3 separate regions of the Homo sapiens genome follow, and regions 1 and 2 are each linked to region 3. Evidence: chromatin loops called from intact Hi-C (ENCODE). Cell type or tissue: endothelial cell of umbilical vein. All regions are shown on one strand. Each heading gives the region's core, and the rest is flanking DNA. Links, peaks and the distances in the headings are about the cores only.

What was found. Hi-C counts contacts between places; a loop is a spot of excess contacts. Peaks named below come from ENCODE experiments on the same cell type or tissue, not always from the same donor. Only the 100,000 strongest peaks of a DNase experiment are listed, where the experiment ranks them.
Region 1: it touches region 3 in a loop (4-fold over the local background); 1 of 110 quality-filtered maps calls a loop at or near these places.
Region 2: a loop joins it to region 3, with 3 times the contacts of the local background. A loop is called at or near these places in 1 of 110 quality-filtered maps.

The regions. Positions count from the first base shown.
Region 1 is chr5:136,304,129-136,310,843 of GRCh38, reverse strand. The region is part of intron 3 of TRPC7 (transient receptor potential cation channel subfamily C member 7); the gene reads left to right. All of the region lies in intron 2 of TRPC7-AS2 (TRPC7 antisense RNA 2), which reads right to left. Among named protein-coding and RNA genes, the nearest start is that of TRPC7, 58 kb to the left of the region's middle. RefSeq lists an enhancer at 568-657. In endothelial cell of umbilical vein, for the core only: no CTCF peak of the experiment used is centred there; no DNase peak of the experiment used is centred there; H3K27me3 peaks cover 510 bases.
Region 2 is chr5:136,444,549-136,451,263 of GRCh38, reverse strand. No RefSeq gene overlaps it. Among named protein-coding and RNA genes, the nearest start is that of TRPC7, 82 kb to the right of the region's middle. In endothelial cell of umbilical vein, for the core only: no CTCF peak of the experiment used is centred there; no DNase peak of the experiment used is centred there.
Region 3 is chr5:136,682,302-136,689,016 of GRCh38, reverse strand. No RefSeq gene overlaps it. Among named protein-coding and RNA genes, the nearest start is that of CTB-1I21.1, 49 kb to the left of the region's middle. RefSeq lists an enhancer at 2,932-3,436. In endothelial cell of umbilical vein, for the core only: a CTCF peak has its summit at 2,579 (motif pointing right); a DNase peak (open chromatin) is centred at 2,636; H3K27ac peaks cover 226 bases.

The sequences.
Region 1 (6,715 bases), core at 1,154-6,153, 380 kb after region 3:
AATAAAACACAGTCATACCTTCAAAGAGTTACCAGTCTAGTGAGTGAAATGGGACAGGTGTCTCATAACTGTAATAGCAGCAGCCTTTGCAGTGGGGTGGGGGAAGTCTCTTAAGTACTTCACCAGCTGAGCAAAGTAGCGTTCACACCTGTGACCTCTTTCAGATGTGCAGGTGGTCCCAGTTCTAGCATCTTGGGATGCAGCTTGGTTTGGGGGCCTCTGCTCTTGGTGCCAGCCATCTTTCCTTCCAACTGAGGAGATCTCCACCCTCCTCAAGAGCCAGCTCCACTCCTCCTGAGCCTTCCAGACCCTGAAATGTTGAGGTGACTTTTCCTGGCTCTGCCAGGCTCCCTGGGTTATTCCTGGCTCAGAAAGCTAGTCTCAAGTACAATAAAGACCTGGGACAGGACCATGGGAAGGGAACAAAGTGCAGAGGGTGGAGAGGACCCACTCGCTCTCCCTCACTTACATAGTTCCCTTTTCCTTCACACTGTTGTATTTTTAAAAAAAATTCCCCTATGATTTTTATTCATTCACTCACTGAAAAGTTCATGTTTGCTCTTAAAGCTAAAAAATGAGGAAAGTGAACAAAACCCTGGAACTTCAGAGGTTCCCTCTGAGGTGGGGAGGGCATTTCTGATAGAAAGGACATGTTCAAAGCATGTTTGAAAGCCCTGTGGTGAGAAGAGACATGGTGTATAAGAGGAACTGAAAGAGGGTGAACGGGCCAAGCTGGGCCTTGGGAGGACTGGGTGTGACTGAGTCTGTAAGGATGCAGGCAGGGGACAGACCATGTGAGCCTGGTAGATCTCCCTAAGGATTTTAATCTTTTTATTATTTTTCTAAAGAACAATGGGGAGCCATTGAAGGACCTTAATCAGGAGTGGTTGTAAAGATTAGGATAGATGGAGAGACAGCTCTTCCTCTGAAAAAGCTGGAAAGGAAACAGGAGGGGTGAAGATGGAGCAAGTTTTTTGTGTGAAAGGGACAGGATATTAGCCAAGATAGGCTGTTACATTGTGTTAACAAACAAAACTAAAGTCATAGTGGCTTTTAACAAAAGTAAGTTTATTTATTGCTCATCTTATTTCCATTTGGAACTGAATTCCCTCAGGAATCCCGGCTGATAGAAGAACCACCCTCTTAAATGTTTCCTGCATGCCAGAGGGTCACTCGGCTTTGGGAAATTGCACTCCAGCAATTGTGTGCTTTCACCTGGATGTGTCACACATTGTTTCTGCTCGCCACTTATAGTGAAGAGTTAGTCATGCCTCCCACCCCTTCACAAGAAGGACCAGAAAGCATAATCCCGGCGCTATTTGGCAGCTAGCACTAATGATTACCACAGGAGAAAAGTTGAGGGAATTCGTATTGATAGCTTCAACTTCTCTGTCAACAGGAAAAAGAATCACCCTCTGAGGTAGAAGCAGCCTGAAGAAAGTAAAAAAATGGGAAAAATTATGTGGGAGATGGGAGAGGGAGCTGAGCAGTAGGTCTGATAGTCCTGCCAAGACTGGGGATTGAAATTCTTTGGCAATAGACTGCATTTTTAATAAAAGTGAAAGATCTCCACAAATGATGGTAACACAGAAAGTCAGTGTCCTCCATAAACCTCAGTTCCCTGCCATCAACTTCAAGATTCTTTCATAGACATGGGCTGGGAGCACACAAAATGTGCCCACAGGGCACAGCACTTGGAAAGTTACCCTCAGAGCAGAATGCCAAGGAGAAAAGGGCAGGCTTAGAGAGGAGGGGATGGGGGACCATTTCAACCCACATTGCCCCTAGCTCTACAGTTGGGCCAGCACCTCTTACTCTATCAGAAGTCCCTTGCCTCCTTCTATTCCAAAAATGACCACCTTGTGCACATTTTACAGTCATGCCATGAATGGGCCCATTTTTCTACCTGGAAAAACTCCTAGCAGATGAAACTATTAATAGAACTTGTCAGGTAGCAGTATAGTATTATGGCTGGGAGCCTGACTGCTCAAGTCCTCCGCCTGCTGATATGGGACATAAAATAAGTTTCTCAGTCTGCTGGCCTGCAGGGAGCTCACAGACACAGTGGACACTGCTCCAATCCTAAAGGGCCTTCTGGCCTAAATATGTGCTCAGAGAGAGAACAATGCCAGCCGTAGCTGCACAACTGGCTGACATCCTCTCCCTAGTGCAGTGACCATGGGTAGGAACACTCAAGAGAGGGCAGATGCCCTCTGCTGGGCTCTGTTTCATTTCCTCTGTCTGCACAAAGCACAGGCAGGGCCAGTGAGCAAAGGGGACCTGGGGACATCAGGGCTTTCTAGAGGATGTCTGAGAGGCCAGTCAGACACTCACATGCCCTGAGCAGACATTCTCCTACTGTGTTTTCCTGCTGAGGCATCGTTTTAACAGATGCTCAGACTTAAGAAGATCAGAGTTGTCACAGACACAGTCTGGCTGGTCAGGCACTACCCCAAACTGCACTGCAGGATGCCTGGTAGTTGGCAAACACTGTTGGAATCCATTGGTGTCAAAAGCATCAATCATCTTCCTCTTTGGGAATTCCTCTAAGCACTTCCGTGGATCTCGCCTGGCCACATGCCACAAAAGTGATCAATATCCATTAATCTCCTGGCTCAGAAGGGCTTTTACATGAGGAAGTTTTGTTTTCTCAAGAAGCAAATCTTCCGAAGAGAAAGAAGAATTCCAGCATGTATATATGTAAATATGGATTGTGATCCCTTTTCTGCCTGGAAAAACTCCCAGGAGAAGGAAAATAGAACTTGTGGGGCAGCAGTATAGTGTCGTGTCCAGGAGCCCGACTGTGCGTGTTCAAGTCCCAAGTTCTTCACTTGCTAGTCATCTGGTTTAGACAAGTTATTTGTCTTCTGGGCCTTGATTTTCTCATCCATAAAATACAAACAAATTACAGTGTCTAATAAATAATAGTTAATGTTTAGAACACATGCAATGTACCTAGAACATGGTAGGTGCATAACAAAGTAGCCAATGGAAACTGTTTGCCATACTGATTTCTAAGCAGAATTACACTTAAGGCTAAGTCAACATTTCTCAAGCCCGACACCTTAACACTTTGGGCCAGAGAGTTCCTTGCTGTGAGGACTCCCCCGTGCATTATAGGCTGTTTAGCAGCATACCTGGACTCTATCCAGTAGCACCCTACCCCCAGCTTGCGTTAACCAAAAACGTCTCCAGACACTGTCTCTAATGTCCTTGGAGGAAGGGGGAGGGGGAGAAATAATTCCCTGTTGAGAACCTCTTGGCTGTTTTCAGGATCCAGGCTATAACCTCTTAACTGTCAGCCCCTGAATGCAAGGATTATAGTTATCCAAGGATGTGTTGTATTGCTCTAGACCAGGGGTTCCAAAACTTAACTGATTAATGAAGCCACTTGGGTGCTTTGCATAAAACAAACCAAAAAAAGCACCAGTGCCTCAGCCTCAGAAAGACAAATACCACATGATCTCACTTATCTATGGAATCTAGTAAAGTTGAACTCATGGAAGTAGAGAGTAGAATCACAGTTACCAGGGGCTGAGGAGGTGGGGAGGGAGGGAATGGGGAGTTGTCAATCAAAGAGTACAAAGTTTCAGAGAGACAGAAGGAATAGATTTTGAGATTTATTGCACAACATGGTAACTATAATAAATAAAAATGTATTATATATTTCAAAATAAGTAAGAAAGTAAATTTTCATGTCTCACCATAGAAATGATAGGTAAGCAAGGTGATAAATATGTTAATTAATTTGATTTAATCATAACATATTGTATACATATATCAAAACATCCATTGTACCCCATAAATACATACAACTATTTTCATGCATGTCCGTGTGAAGAGACCACCAAACAGGCTTTGTGTGAGCAACATGGCTGTTTATTTCACCTGGGTGCAGGCAGGCTGAATCCGAAAAGAGAGTCAGCGAAGGGTGGTGGATTATCATTAGTTCTTATAGGTTTTGGGATAGGCGGTGAAGTTAAGAACAATGTTTTGCGGGCAGGGGTGGATCTCACAAAGTACATTCTCAAGGGTGGGGAGAATTACAAAGAAACTTCTTAAGGGTGGGGGAGATTACAAAGCACCCTCTTAAGGGTGGGGGAGATTACAAAGTACATTGATCAGTTAGGGTGGGGCAGAAACAAATCACAATGGTGGAATGTCATCAGTTAATATTATTTTTACCTCTTTTGTGGATCTTCAGTTACTTCAGGCCATCTGGATGTATATGTGCAAGTCACAGGGGATGCGATGGCTTGGCTTGGGTTCAGAGGCCTGACATTCCTGCTTTCTTATATTAATAAGAAAAATAAAATAGTGTTGAAGTCTTGGGGTGGCAAAAATTTTTGGGGGGTGGTATGGAGAGAGAATGGGCGATGTTTCTCAGGGCTGCTTCAAGCGGGATTAGGTGGCATGGGCAACTAAAGTGGGAGAGATTAAGCTGAATGAAGATTTTGTGGTAAAGGGTGATATTGTGGGGTTGTTAGAAGAAAAATTTGTCTTGAAGAATTATTGGTGATGGCCTGGATATGGTTTTGTATGAATTGAAAAACTAAATGGAAAAGGTCTAAGAATTAGGAGGACCTAGGACATATGATTAGAGAGTGCCTAAGGAGATTCAGCATAGTCCTGCCAGCAAAGATTATTTATTTACTTCAAGAGTTAAGAGTGGCAGGTTGGGGATAGCACCAGGAGATATCAGCTGTGATGGCTTGGAGAAACAGTGTAAACCGGCAGTGTAAACAAGAGCAGGGCATGTATAAGTAGTTGAGAATGGAGAATAGGAGTATGACTAGACAGAAAATAGTAGGGATGACAAGTTTTTTTGGGGCACAGTCTAAGTTGGTCCGGTGTCTGGAATGAGACTGGGGCCTAATAAAAAGGAGCTCAAACGGGCTGTACCTTGTAGCATTCCAAGGACAGGTCTGACTTCTGAGAAGGGAAAGTGGTAAAAGTATTGTCCAGTCCTTTTTAAGTTGGTGGCTGTGCTTGGTGAGGTGTGTTTTTAAAAGACCTTTAGTCTGTTCTACATTTCTTGAAGATGGAGGACTGTAAGGGATATAAAGGTTTCACGGAATACTAAGAGCCTGAAAAACTGCTTGGCTGATTTGACTAATAAAGGCTGGTCTGTTATCAGACTGTATAGAGGTGGGAAGGCTAAACTGAGGAATTATGTCTGACAGAAGGGAAGAAATGACTGCCGTGGCCTTCTCAGACCCTGTAGGAAAGGCCTTTACTTATTCAGTGAAAGTGTCTATTTAGACTAAGAGGTATTTTAGTTTGCTGAGTTGGGGCATGTTGAGTAAAGCTAATTTGCCAGTCCTGGGTGGGGGAAAATCCTCGAGCTTGATGTGTAGGGAAGGGAGGGGGCCTGAATAATCCCTGAGGAGTAGTAGAATAGCAGATGGAACACTGAGAAGTTATTTCCTTGAGGATAGATTTCCACAATGGAAAGGAAATGAGAGGTTCTGAGAGGTGGGCTAGTGGCTTGTACTATAGCATAGCCTGCCTTTGCTGGTGTGTGGCGATTAGGCCTGGTGGAACTGCCATCAATAAATCAAGCGTGATCAGGGTGAGGAACAGGAAAGAAGGAAATATGGGGAAATGGGGTGAATATCAGGTGGATCAGAGAGATACAGTCATGGGGGTCAGGTGTGGTATCAGGAATAATATGGGAAGCCAGATTGAAGTCCGGGCCAAGAACAATGGTAATTGTGGGACTTAACAAAGAGTGAGTACAGCTGAAGGAGCCGGGGAGCAGAAAGTATATGCGTCAGGTATGAGGAAGAAAACAGATTTTGGAAGTTATGAGAAATGTAGAGAGTGAGTTGAGCATAGTTTGTGATTTTTAGGGCCTCTAAAAGTATTAAAGCAGCGGCAGCTGCTGTACGCAGACATGAGGGCTAGGCTAAAACAGTAAGGTCAAGTTGTTTGGACAGAAAGGCTACAGGGTACGGTCCTGGCTCTTGTGTAAGAATTCTGACTACACTAACCATGCCTAGGAAGGAAAGGAGTTGTTGTTTTGTAAGGGATTGAGGTTTGGAAGGTTAATTGGACATGATTAGCAGGGAGAGCACGTGTGTTTTTATGAGAATTATGCCGAGATAGGTAACAGATGAGGATGAAATTTGGGCTTGACTGAAGTAATGGGGGCTGTCTGTGAAGCCTTGCAGCAGTATAGCCCAGGTAATTTGCTGAGCCTAATGGGTGTCAGGGTCAGTCTAAGTGAAAGCAAAGAGAGGCTGGGATGAAGGGTGCAAAGGAATAGTAAAGAAAGCATGTTTGAGATCCAGAACAGAATAATGGGTAGTAGAGGGAGGTATTGAGGATAGCAGAGTATATGGGTTTGGCACCACGGGGTGGACAGGCAAAACAATTTGGTTGATAAGGCGCAGATTCTGAACTAACTTGTAAGCCTTATCTCGTTTTAGGACAGGTAAAATGGGGGAATGGTAAGGAGAGTTTATAGGCTTTAGAAGGTCATGCTGTAGCAGGCGAGTGATAACAGGCTTTAATCCTTTTAAAGAGTGCTGTGGGATGGGATCTTGGCATTGAGCGGGGTAAGGGTGATTAGGTTTTAATGAGATGGTAAGGGGTGCATGATCGGTCCCCAAGGAGGGAGTAGAGGTATCTTATACTTGTGGGCTAAGGTGAGGGGATACAAGAGGAGGACACAAAGGATGCTTTGGATTGGGAAGAAGGGCAGCAATGAGAT
Region 2 (6,715 bases), core at 802-5,801, 240 kb after region 3:
CCACTGTACTCCAGTCTGGCCGACAGAGCGGGACTCTGTCTCAGAAAAAAAAGAATAATAGTCTCCAATCTCATCCAGGTCACCGCAAATGCTGTTAATTCATTCATTTTTTATGGCTGCATAGTATTCCATCATATACCACAGTTTCTTTTTCCACTCATTAATTGATGGACATTTGGGTTGGTTCCATGATTTTGCAACTGTGAATTGTGCTGCTATAAACATGCATATGCAAGTATCTTTTTCGAATAATGACTTCTTTTCCTCCAGATAGATACCCAGTAGTGAGGTTGCTGGATCAAATGGTAGTTCTACTTTTAGTTCTTTAAGGAATCTCCACACTGTTTTCCATAGTGACTGTACTAGTTTACATTCCCACCAGCAGTGTAGAAGTGTCCCCTGTTCACCGCATCCACGCCAACATCTACTGTTTTTTGATTTTTTGATTATGGCCATTCTTGCAGGGGTGAGGTGGTATAAACATTGTGGTTTTGATTTATATTTCCCTGATTATTAGTGATGTCGAGCACTTTTTCATATGTTTGTTGGCCATTTGTATATCTTCTTTTGAGAATTGTCTATTCATGTCCTTAGCCCATTTTTTGATGGGATTGTTTGTTTTTCTTCTTACTGATTTGAGTTCGTTGTAGATTCTAGATATTAGTCCTTCGTCAGATGTATGGATTATGAAGATTTTCTCCCACTCTGTGGGTTGCCTGTTTACTCTGCTGACTGTTCCTTTTGCTGTGAAAAAGCTCTTTAGTTTAATCAGGTCCCAGATATTTATCTTTGCTTTTCTTGCATTTGCTTTTGGGTTCTTGGTCATGAAATCCTTGCCTAAGCCAACGTCTAGAAGGGTTTTTCCAATGTTATCTTCTAGAATTTTTGTAGTTTCAGGTCTTAGGTTTAAGTCCTTAATCCATCTTGAGTTGATTTTTGTATAAGACAAGAAATGAGGGTCCAGTTTCATTCTCCTACATGTGGCTAGCCAATTATCCCAGCATCATTTGTTGAAAGGGGTGTCCTTTCCCCACTTTATGTTTTTGTTTGCTTTGTCAAAGGTCAGTTGGCTGTAAGTATTTAGGTTTATTTCTAGGTTCTCTATTCAGTTCCATTGGTCTATGTGCCTATTTTTGTACCAGTACCACACTGTTTTGGTGACTATGGTCTTACAGTATAGCTTGAAATTAGTGTGATGCCTCTGGTTTTCTTCTTTTTGTTTAGTCTTTCTTACTTTGGCTATGCAGGCTCTTTTTGGGTTCCATGTGAATTATAGAATTGTTTTTTTCTAATTCTGTGAAGAATGATGGTGGTATTTTGATGGGGATTGCAATGAGTTTGTAGATTGCTTTTGGCAGTATAGTCACTTTCAAAATGTTGATTCTACCCATCCATGAGCATGAGATGCTTTTCCATTTGTTTGTGTCATCTATGATTTCTTTCAGCAGTGTTTTGTAGCTTTCCTTGAAGAGGTCTTTTGACTCCTTGGTTAGGTATATTTCTAAATATTTTTTTTGCAGCTGTTATAAAAGTGATTGAGTTCTTGGTTTGATTCTCCACTTGGTCACTGTTGGTGTATAGAAGAGTTACTGATTTGTGTACATTAATCTCGGACCCAGAAACTTTGCTGATTCTTTTATCAGTCCTAGGAGATTTCTGGAGGAGTCCTTAGGGTTTTCAAGATAAACAATCATATCATCAGCAAACAGTGACAGTTTGACTTCTTCTTTACTGATTTGGATGCCCTTTAATTTTCTGTTCTCTTTAATTTTCTGTTTCCTGATTTAAGCTAGGAGGGTTGTATTTTTTCAGGAATTTATCCGTCTCTTCTAGGTTTTCTAGTTTCTGTAAAGGTGTTCATAGTTGAATGATCTTTGTATTTCAGTGGTGTCAGTTGTAATATCTCCTGTTTCATTTCTTAGTAAGGTTATTGGATTTTCTCTCTTCTTTTCTTGGTTAATCTTGCCAGTGGTCTATCAATTTCACTTATCTTTTCAAAGAACCAGCTTTTTGTTTCATTTATCTTTTGTATTTTTTTTGTTTCAGTTTCATTTAGTTCTGCTCTGGTCATTGTTATTTCCTTTCTCCTGTTGGGTTTGGGTTTGGTTTGTTCTTGTGTCTTTAGTTCCTTGAGGTGTGATGTTAGAGTGTCAGTTTGTACTCGTTTAGTCTTTTTGATGTAGGTATTTGGGATATAAACTCTCCTCTTAGCACCACCTTAGCTGTATCCCAGAGGTTTTGATAGGTTGTGTCACTATTGTCTTTCAGTTGGAAGAATTTTTTAATTTCCATCTTGATTTCATTTTTGACCCAATGTTTATTCAGGAGCAGATTATTTAATTTCCATGTATTTGCATGCTTTTGGAGTTGATTTTCAGTTTTATTTCACTGTGGTCTGAGAGTGCTTGATATCATTTCAATTTTCTTAAATTTATTGAGCCGGTCTATCTTGGAGAAAGTTTCATGTGCTGTTGAATAGAATGTGTATTCTGTGGTTGTTGCATGAAATGTTTTGTATATATCTGTTTAGCCCATTTGTTCCAAAGTATAGTTTAAATCCATTGTTTCTTTGTTGACTTTCTGTCTTGATGACTTATCTAGTGCTGTCAGTGGAGTATTGAAATCCTCCACAATTATTGTGTTGCTGTCTATCTCATTTCTTAGTTCTATTAGTAATTGTTTTATAAATTTAGGAGCTCCAGTGTTAGGTGCATACATGTTTAGAAATGTGATATTTTCCTGTTGGACAAGGTCTTTTACCATTATATAGTGTTCCTCTTTGTCTTATTTAACAGCTTTTGCTTTAAAGTTGCTTTGTCTGACATAAGAATAGCTACCCCTGCTCACTTTTGGTGTCCATTTGCATGAAATTCCTTTTTCCACTTCTTCACTTTATGTGAGTCCTCAGGTGCTACGTGAGTCTCCTGAAGGCAGCAGGTAGTTGGTTGGTGAGTTCTTATCCATTTTGCAGCTCTGTATTTTCTAAGTGGAACATTTAGCCCATTTACATTCAATGTTAGTATTGAAATGTGAGGTACTGTTGCATTCATTGTGCTCTTTGTTGCCTGTGTCCTTTGTTTTTGTTTGGTTTTTGTTTTTGCCTTTTAACTTGTATTTTTGTTTTATAGGTCCTATGTGATTTATCCTTTAAAGAGGTTCTGTTCTGATGTGTTTTCAGGGTTTGTTTTAAGATTTAGAAACAGTTCTTGTGGCGGTGGCCTGGTAATAGCAAATTCTCTCAGCATTTGTTTGTCTGAAAAAGACTGTGTATTTCCTTCATACATGATGCTTAGTTTTGTTAGATACAAAATTCCTGGCTGATAATTGTTTTGTTTGAGGAGGCTGAAGATAGGGCATCAATCCCTTCTAGCTTCTAGAGTTTCTGCTGAGAAATCTGCTGTTAATCTGATAGATTTTCCTTTATAGGTTACCTGGTGTTTTTGCCTCACAGGTCTTAAAATTCTTTCCTTTGTCTTAACTTTGGATAGCCTGCAAACAACATGCCCAGGCAAAGATCTTTTTGCAATGAATTTCCCGGGTGTTATTTGTTCTTCTTGTATTTGGATGTTTAGGTCTCTAGCAAGGCTGTGGAAGTTTTCCTCAATTATTCCCCCAAATATGTTTTCCAAGCTTTTAGAATTCTCTTCTTCCTCAGGAATACCAGTTATTCTTAGGTTTGGTCGTTTAACATAATCCAAGACTTCTTGGAGGCTTTGTTTATATTTTCTTATTCTTTTTTCTTTGTCTTTGTTGAATTGGGTTAATTCAAAGACCTTGTCCTCGAGCTCTGAATTTCTTTCTTCTACTTGTTCAATTCTATTGCTGAGACTTTCCAGAGCATCTAAAATTTCTAAAAGCATGTCAAAAGTTTCCTGAATTTTTTATTGTTTTTTCTTTAAGCTATCAATTTCCTTGAATATTTCTCCCTTTACTTCTTGTATCATATTTTGAATTTCCTTGCATTGGACTTCGCCTTTCTCTTGTCCCTCCCTGATTAGCTTACTAACTAACCTCCTGAATTCTTTTTCAGGTAAGTCAGGGATTTCTCCTTGGTTTGGATCCATTGCTGGTGAACTAGTGTGATTTTAGGGGGGTGTTGAAGAGCTTTGTTTTGTCATATTACTAGGGTTGTTTTTCTGGTTCTTTCTCATTTGGGCAGACTCTGTCAGAGGGGAGGTCTAGGGCCGAAGGCTCCTCAGATTCTTTTGTCCCATGGGATGTTCCCCTGATGTAGTACTCTCCCCCTTTTCCTTTGGATGTGGCTTTCTGTGAGCCAAACTGCAGTGATTGTTGTCTCTTCTGGGCCTAGCCGCCCAGTGACTCTACTTGGCTCTGGGCTGGTACTGGGGGTTGTCTGCGCTGAGTGCTGTGATGTGAACCATCTATGAGCCTCTCAGCTGTGGATACCAGTGCCTGTTCCAGTGGAGGTGGCAGGGAATGCAATGAACTACATGGGGTTCTTAGCTTTGGTGGTTTAACGTTCTGTTTTTGTGCTGGTTGTCCTACTGCCAGGAGGTGGCGCTTTCCAGAGGGCATCAGCTGTGGTATAATGGGGAGGAACCAGCGGTGGGCAGGGCCCTAGAACTCTCAAGATTATATGCCCTTTGTCTTCTGCTACCAGGGTGGGTAGGAAAGAACCATCAGGTGGGGGCGGGGCTAGGCATGTCTGATCTCAGACTCTCCTTTGGTGGGTCTTGCTGCAGATTCAGTGGGGGATGAGGGTGAGATTCCCAGGTCACTGGAGTTGTGTACCTAAAAGGATTATGTCTGCCTCTGCTGAGTCAGGCAGGTTGTCAAGGAAATGGGGGAAAGCTGGCAGTCATAGGCCTCATCTGGCTCCCACACAAACCAAAGGGCTGGTCTCATTCCCACTGTCCCCCGCCAACAGCCCCTAGACGGTTTCCAGGTGGAGAACTATACCACCGGCTTGAAAACCTGTCCCAGGCTATCCGCCTCCCAGTTTTGAAAGAAAAGGACTTGGTTCTTCCATCACCTGTGGAGTCCTCCCCTGAGTTCTGTCCAGCAGGCTTCTCACCCTGTTCAAATTTTTACAAAGTTCAGCTAGAGATTTACTTCTCCCTGTGTAATTTTACCCCCTGTTCCTCTCCTGTTTCCCCGTGGTGCCAGGCAGAGATGGCCTGCTAGGGGATGCGGTGAGCACCCAGGGCCTTTCTGCTGCTTCCTCTACCCCTGTATTTCGCTGGCTCTCCAAATTGACTCAGCTCCAGGTAAAGTCAGAAACGTCTCCCGCAAAGAGACCTTCATCTTCTCCAGTGAGGGGTGTGTTCGGGAGAGGAGGAAGGTCTCCCTTTCCCACTTCTGCAGTTGGGGCACTCACAGTTTTGGGGGTGGGGGCTCTCCTGGGTCCTGTAAGAGCGGTCCACTTCCTTCAGAGGGTCTGTGGGTCCTCTCAGGATTGCTGGTTTGTTCTTGCAGTTGATCTGGAGCTAAAATTCACAGTGTGAGCCTCTGCCCGCTGCTATGTATGGAGCTGCAATCTAGTCCTGCCTCCTATCCACCATGATCTCTGCTCAATCCATCTCAAAATTACCCAATTTGAAGAATAAAGGGGTAAAACTTAGGGAAAAGTAATAATAGACCCAGGGACCTGTGAGAAATCATCGAACTGTGTCTGGAATTGGTGGGTTCTTTGTCTCACTGACTTCAAGAATGAAGCCGCGGACCCTCGCGGTGAGTGTTACAGTTCTTAAAGGTGGCGTGTCCGGAGTTTGTTCCTTCTGATGTTCAGATGTGTTCAGAGTTTCTTCCTTCTGGTGGGTTCGCGGTCTCGCTGGTTCAGCAGTGAAGCTGCAGACCTTCGCAGTGAGTGTTACAGCTCTTAAGGCGGCGTGTCTGGAGTTGTTCCTTCCTCCTGGTGGGCTCGTGGTCTCACGGGCTTCAGGAGTGAAGCTGCAGACCTTCGCGGTGAGTGTTACAGCTCATAAAGGCAGTGTGGACCCAAAGAGTGAGCGGTAGCAAGATTTATTGCAAAGAGCGAAAGAACTACACTTCCACAGTGTGGAAGGGGACCCGAGCAGTTTGCCACTGCTGCCTCGGGCAGCCTGCTTTTATTCTCTTATCTGGCTTCACCCACATCCTGCTGATTGGTAGAGCTGAGTGGTCTGTTTTAACAGGGCGCTGATTGGTGCGTTTATAATCCCTGAGCTAGACGCAAAGGTTCTCCATGTCCCCACCAGATTAGCTAGATACAGAGCGTCCACACAAAGGTTCTCCAAGGCCCCACCAGAGTAGCTAGATACAGAGTGTCGATTGGTGCATTCACAAACCCTGAGCTAGACACAGGGTGCTGATTGGTATGTTTACAAACCTTGAGCTAGATACAGAGTGCTGATTGGTGTATTTACAATCCCTGAGCTAGACATAAGGTTCTCCAAGGCCCTACCAGAGTAGCTAGATACAGAGTGTCAATTTGTGCATTCACAAACCCTGGTGCATTCAATTGGTGCTAGACACAGGGTGCTGATTGGTGTGTTTACAAACCTTGAGCTAGATACAGAATGCCGATTGGTGTATTTACAATCCCTGGGCTAGACATAAAGGTTCTCCACGTCTCCACCAGACTCAGGAGCCCAGCTGGCTTCACCCAGTGGATCCCGCACCGGGGCTGCAGGTGGAGCTGCCTGCTAGTCCCTTGCCATGCGCCCGCACTCCTCGGCCCTTGGGTGGTCGATGGGACTGGGTGCCATGGAGCAGG
Region 3 (6,715 bases), core at 638-5,637:
GGTAATTTATTTATTTCCTCTAGATTTTCTAGTTTGTGTGCAAAGAGGTGTTTATAATAGTCTCTGAGGATCTTTTGTATATCTTGAGATCAGTTGTAATGTTACCTTTGTGGTTTTTGATTGTGCTCATTTGGATCTTCTCTGTTTTATTCTTTATTAATCTACTTAGTAGTCTATTGATCTTGTTATCCTTTCAAAAAACCAATTTTTGGTTTTGTTGATTCTTTGTATGGTTTTTTGGGGGTTTCAATTTTGTTTGGTTCTGCTGTGATTTCAGTTGTATATTTTCTTCTGTTAGCTTTGGAGTTAGTTTCTTTTTGTTGTTCTAGTTCCTCCAGCAGTGATATTAGATAGTTAATGTGAGATTTTCTAACTTTTTGAGGTAAGTGTTTAGTGCTATAAACTTTCCTCTTAACATTGCTTTTGCTACATCCCAGAGATTTTTGGTATGTTGTGTCTTCATTTTTATTTATTTCAAAGAATTTTTTTATTTCTGCCTTAATTTTGTTGTTAATCCAAAGTCATTCCGGAGCACATTGTTTAGTTTCTGTGTAATTGTGTGGTTTTGTGAGATCTTGGTATTGATTTCTATTTTTATTTCGCTGTGATCTGAGAGTATGGTTGGTATGATTTCTACACATTTTAATTTATTGAGTCTTGTTACATGGCCAATCATATGGTCAATCTTGGATTATGTTCCATGTGCAGATGAGAAAATGTATATTCTGTGGTTGATAGCTGGCATATTCTGTAGACATCGGCTAAGTCCAATGGGTTAAGTATATAATTTAAGTCCAGAATTTCTTTGTTGGTTTTCTGCCTTGATGATTTCTCTAACACTGTTAGTGGGGTGTTTATGTCTCCTACTATTACTGTGTGTCTGTGTAAGTCTTTTTATATAACTAGAAGTACTGATCTTATGAATCTGGGTGCATATATATTCAAGGTATTTAAGTCTTCTTGTTGAATTGAACCCTTTATTATTAGTAAGGCCCTTCTTTGTTCTTTTCTACTGTTGCTGGTCTAAAGCCTGTTTTATCTGATATAAGAATAGTGAACCCTGCTCTCTTTTATTTTCCATTTGAGTGGTAGATATTTCTCCAGCCCTTTACTTTGAGCCTATGGGTGTCATTATGTGTGAGATGTCTTCTCTTGAAGACAGCAGATGGATAGATCTTGTTTTTTATTTAACTTGTCACTCTGTACCTCTTTAGTGGGTTATTTAGATCATTTACATTCAAGGTTAATATTAATATGTGATGTTTCCATCCTAGGTGAAGTTGTTAGCTGGTTGGTTTGTAGCTTCTATTGTGTGGTTGTTTTATAGGGTCTGTGGGCTATGTACTTAAGTGTGTTTTTGTGGTAGCAAGTATTGTTTTTTTGTTTCTATGTTTAGACCTCCCTTAAGAATCTCTTGTAAGGCTGGTTCAGTGGTAACAAATTCCCTTAGCACTTGCTTGTCTGAAAATATTCCACTTTTCCTTAGCTTTATAAAGATTAGTTTGGAAGGATATGAAATTCTTGGTCGGAATTTCTTGTCTTCAAGAATGCCAAAAATAGGCCCCTAATCTCTTCTGACTTGTAAGGTATCTATTGAGAAGTTCACTGTTAGCCTGATGGAATTCCCTTTGTACGTGATCTGACCTTTTACTGTAGCTGCTGTTAAGATTTTTTTCTTTAGCATTGACATTGAACAATCAGTTCACTATATGCCCTGTTGATGTTTGTATTGTATAGTATCTCACAGGCATTCTCTGAATTTATTATATCTAGCAAGATAAGGAATATTTTCTTGAATTATATTCTCAAATATGTTTTCCAGGTTGTTTAGTTTTTCTCCTTCTCTCTCAGGAATGCCAATAGTTCTTAGGTTTTGTTGCTTTACATAATTCCATATTTCTTGAAGGCTTTGTTTATTTAACCAATTTTTTTTTCTTTATTTGTGTTTTATTTGGCTAGTTCAAAAGACCAGTCTTTAAACTCTGAGATTCTACCTTCTGCTTGGCCCAGTGTATTGCTAAAACTTTCAATTGTATTTTGAAATTTCCCAAGTGAGTTTTCTAATTCAAGGAGCTCTTACTGATTTCTTTTTAAGATCTCTTCCTTCATTTCCTGTATTGCTTTAGAAGTTTCTTTGTGTTGATTTTCAACCTTGTCTTGGATCTCATTGTGATTCCTGGCAATCCATTCTTTGAATTCTTTATCTGCTATTTCTGAGTTTCCATTTTGGCTAAGGACCATTGTTGGAGAGCTTTGGTGATGTTACTACATTCAGATTTTTTATGGTGCCAGAATTCTTGCACTTCCTCCTTCTCATCTGGAGATGTTGTCACTTTCTAATTTTTGCAATTATTTTGGTGTAGGTAGAATATTTTATTTTTTTCTCTATAATATTATTCTGTTATTTTCTTTTTCCTTTCATCCTTTTCCTAGGGGATATGACTGTAAAGAATTCTGGGTAGGGTCTTTTGGCTTTGCCTCTATAGCCCTATATACTTCTTTTGGCAGATTTTATATTGTGCTATGCAGTTTGACCTACAAGCCAGTAGATGGCACTTATAGGTAAGAGCCAGCTACAGCCAATGTGGCTGGGTATACACTTGATCGTTGTTTACTGGGAGAAGCTTTCTGTTGCCTTGGGCAATGAGCTGATTCATGGAATGCACAGAGGTCTGAGTTTCATGCTCAGCCCTTGGGGAGTGGGATCCAAGTTGGGTGGGGCTGGACTGGGCAGGTCTGCTTATAGATTCCCTGATGACAACCACAAGCACAAGCACTGAGAGGTAATCCAGTGGGCAGCCACCAAGCACCCAGAAGTGTGCCTAGGTGTGGAGATAGGAAATCCCTTCAGACCCAGCTTCTCAGGATGTTTATGGAGGGCAGCCTAAACTCCTAATTCAAGAAAGAGGGTGTTCCACATGCCTGGATGTGGAGCAAAGAGGACTCCCCTGCACCAAGATCACTGCACATGAAGAGTAGAGCAGCTCAGGCTGCTATTCCAGGTGAGTGAGCACTCCAAATGCCTGGAGATCTGCCTGAGCATGGAACAGAGAGGGCCCCCCTGCACCAAGATATCTGCACAAGAAAAATGGGGTAGCTCAAGCTGCCAATCTGGGCAAGCAGATGCTTTGAATGCCTAGAGATCTGCCTAAGCACGGGGTAGAGAGGGCCCAGATGTACCACAATCTATGCATAGGAAAGGTGGGGTAGATCAGGCAGCTGATCCAGGTTAGCAGGTACTCTGAAATCCTGGAGATCTGCATGGGTGTGGAGTGGAGATGGTCTCACTGTACCACAATCTCAGGGAAGTAGACTGGGCACTCAGCAATGACACATGCAGACCAGTCCCAGGTTGCCAAGCTGGCCCTAGCTGCAAGTCTCATCACCCCGGAGAAACCATAGTTGTGGCAGCTCTCCTCTTGTCCCAGGACTGCAATGGAGGAGAGCACAATTCTCATGCCTATTACTGAGGTGCTTTCCACAGTTCTGTCTGTGGAGTCCTTACTCTATTCCAAAGCAGGCACTCCAATCTCTGGCCCAAGATTAAAATGCCTGCATGACCATGGTGCTAGGTCTCCAAAGAATGGCTGATTTGTATGTACCCAGATTAAAAATGGTTTCTTGCTCTTGTTCCTGGATCTGCAAAAATGTCTGCAGCTTTTCCCAGTGTCGTACCCTTACAGCACCTCCAAGTCTCTCCCCAGGTTAGCTTCAGGGTTTGGGAGAAGCAAAGTGCTCTGCCTCAGCTGGGTTGCTTGGATCCCTAGTGGAAAGGTGAGTCACAGAGGGGGACTGTCTGCTTCTCTCACATACTGGAGCTTCACTCACTTTTACCAGCTGGACAAGGTCATAAGGGCTGTTTGCACACATTCTCTTCCCCAGGACCTAGAGTGTCCTTTACAATTTCAGTGGATTCCCATTTTTCTTCTGGAACTCAGGCTCACAGAGTTGATCTTTATACACTCTCTTGCTATTTCCTAGTGGCTGAGGCACACTAAAAGCCTCTAATCTGCCATCTTGGAAAAACAAACAAACTTGATATTCTTTTAATTGGATTGGATTGTATGTATTTTATATTGACAAAAGTGAAAGTTTTACAAGGGCATTCATAGAGTTTTCTGTGACCTTGGTTCTCTTAATTCTATATTTCCTATGGTCTTAAAATGCTCAATAATGCATTTTTCTTCAACCAGGAGAGTTATTACAGAAGAATCTTTGTACACTGAGTGATGCTGAGTTACCCAGGTTGTTTTCCTTCTAAAGTGGTTTCATTCCCACAAGTATCATGCTGTTAGAATCCAGTCAGCACAACATAGAGATGTGCTTTCATTTTTCTCTTCGAAGCCTTTGGATCAACAGCTGCCTTCAGAAGAGATCTCTTGGGTGCATTGTTAGGAACTCAATCTTGTCTTCTAATCATTTGACTTGCTCTATTTCCTCATTTCATTACTCTCTTTTGTCTTCGTGTCAGTATCCTAACATTTCTACCCTTCCCCCTCTCCCAACACATGCACACAACTCTTGTCTGTTTTCATTTCACAACAGCCATCTCGACAGAGCACTCTGCCACCATTAGCCTTTTCATTTCCCACCTTTCTGCCTCATCTATTCATGTCCTCAGCTAGCCTTCTTTGTCTGGATTCTTTAATGCCAAGCCACCAAGCATCATTGAAGAAAGTTCTGCAACAAGGGGGCATGTCAGTATGTTAAAGTGATTAAGTTCACGAGCTTGGGCATCCAACTGATATGACTTCAGTTCAAAGGTGAATATTTTTTAGTTTTGTGACCTTGGGCAAGTCATTTAACCTGTTCGAGTTTTAGTTTCTTCATCTCTTAGAGACAATAAAAGGACTGACTTAAAGTGTTAGGCTTATAGTTGGTGATCATTAAACATTAACTTTTATTACTGCTTCATGATGATAGTGAAGTACCAGTGACTCTAGCAGGCACTGATTTATCTCATTTACTGTTTTAACATCAATTCTTTGAAGATGATGACTTCTACATCTTATAGATGAAGAAGATGAGGTTCCAGAAGTAACATAGCAGGAGTCACTTACTTATTAAGTGGGGTGGTTGGATCACGATCATATGATGCTAAAGCCCATTTTATTTCTCTTAAACCACAGTTTGCCTTCAGTGTATTTTTTTAAACATCATTAAAAAAATCATTTACTGAGCTAAATACTAGGGTCTGTTCTATATGCTTTCCTTGCATGATCTGGTTAAATGCTCACAACATCCCTCTAACTATTAATACAATTGTTAAATATATATATAAAATAATAATTATTATTATTAAAAAACCCATTCACAAGCAATGAGAGGCTTAGGTTTTAGATACAAAAGAAAATCACCTTTTCTCTTTAACCAAGGGACAGTTCTGGGGCTGTTGGTGCCACTTGACCCTTCTGCATGCCTAGTAGGTGCTGGCAACCAGATGCTACAATTCCTAGCTCAAATTTTTCCTTGTTTGATTGCCAGCTTATTTAGTGATTTTCCCCATCCCCCTCAAGTTGGAACACTTTGAATTATTGCCACACAGACGCCAACATTTCAGGGGTAAGATTGTGTGATTAAAATGAAATTAACAGTGTCAACAGTGATGCACAATGGAAGGATTACTAGCATTTTCTGGTTCAAGATTGTATTTTGCTTTACTGCAGGATTCAAATTAACTCATAAATATTGGATGGTGTATAACAAATATCCCTTTTAAATAAAAAAAAACAGGGATTCTTCATTAGTGCCAAACAAATGAGATTTATGTAAGTGCTTGGGAACATCTAACATTGAAGCTTTATTCAGTGCTGTGACTAACTCACAGTAGATCATCAGCATGGCTGTGAGGCTGCTTCCTGAGCTCTCAGTCATTCTAAAATAATTCAGATGGAATCTTAGCAGAACACTAAGCTGGGGTATGAAAAGGATAGGTGGACAAAAGTCTATTTGCACAAGATGGTGAGGATCCATGGGAAAGTATTCATTGAGCGGGAAAGAGGAGCCAAGCTCCTTTAGCTTCACCCAGTTACAAAGCTTTGTTATTGGACTGGAGTGCTGAGTCTTACCAAGGCATGGTGGCTGCCCTGCCACTGGCTGCTTCTCAAACTCAAACTCAACCCCATGAACTTGTGTCTGGAACTTGTTACAGGAAGAGAAGCATGCTGTCAGCAAATACTAAAGGTGTCATATTGATAAAACAAAAGCAAACCCCAAAACATATAGCTTTTTTAAGAAAATGTACCACAATAAAAAGGTAGAGATGTGCTCCTTTATTTCAACCTATACTACCACCGCAGCTCTGACACCCTGAGAGCCCCAGGGTGATGGTGGTGGCCCTCATATATATTGGCAGCAGTGGATTATAGGAAATTATAATATAGTTTCCTATAGGCAACGTTACTGGAAAAGTAGAGGCATGCTTGGCAGGAGATGGCAGACAGGTCAAGACAAGGCGTTTGTATTTACCGGACTTCATGGCACCCAATCAACTGAAATGGATGATGGGATGTGGCAGGGAACATGTGGCTGAACTTGCCTGTGAGCACATGTGAGCCCCCCCTTGGTACTGCCAGGAGTAATGTCAGGGATTTTTAAAAAGTTTATAGCAAGGTAAGAAAGAGCCTGAGAAATTTAGCTTATCACTGTAACCATGACTCCATCCATTAGTGAGCAGTTGAGACCTGGCTACCTCAGAACTCAGAAAAGTATATCA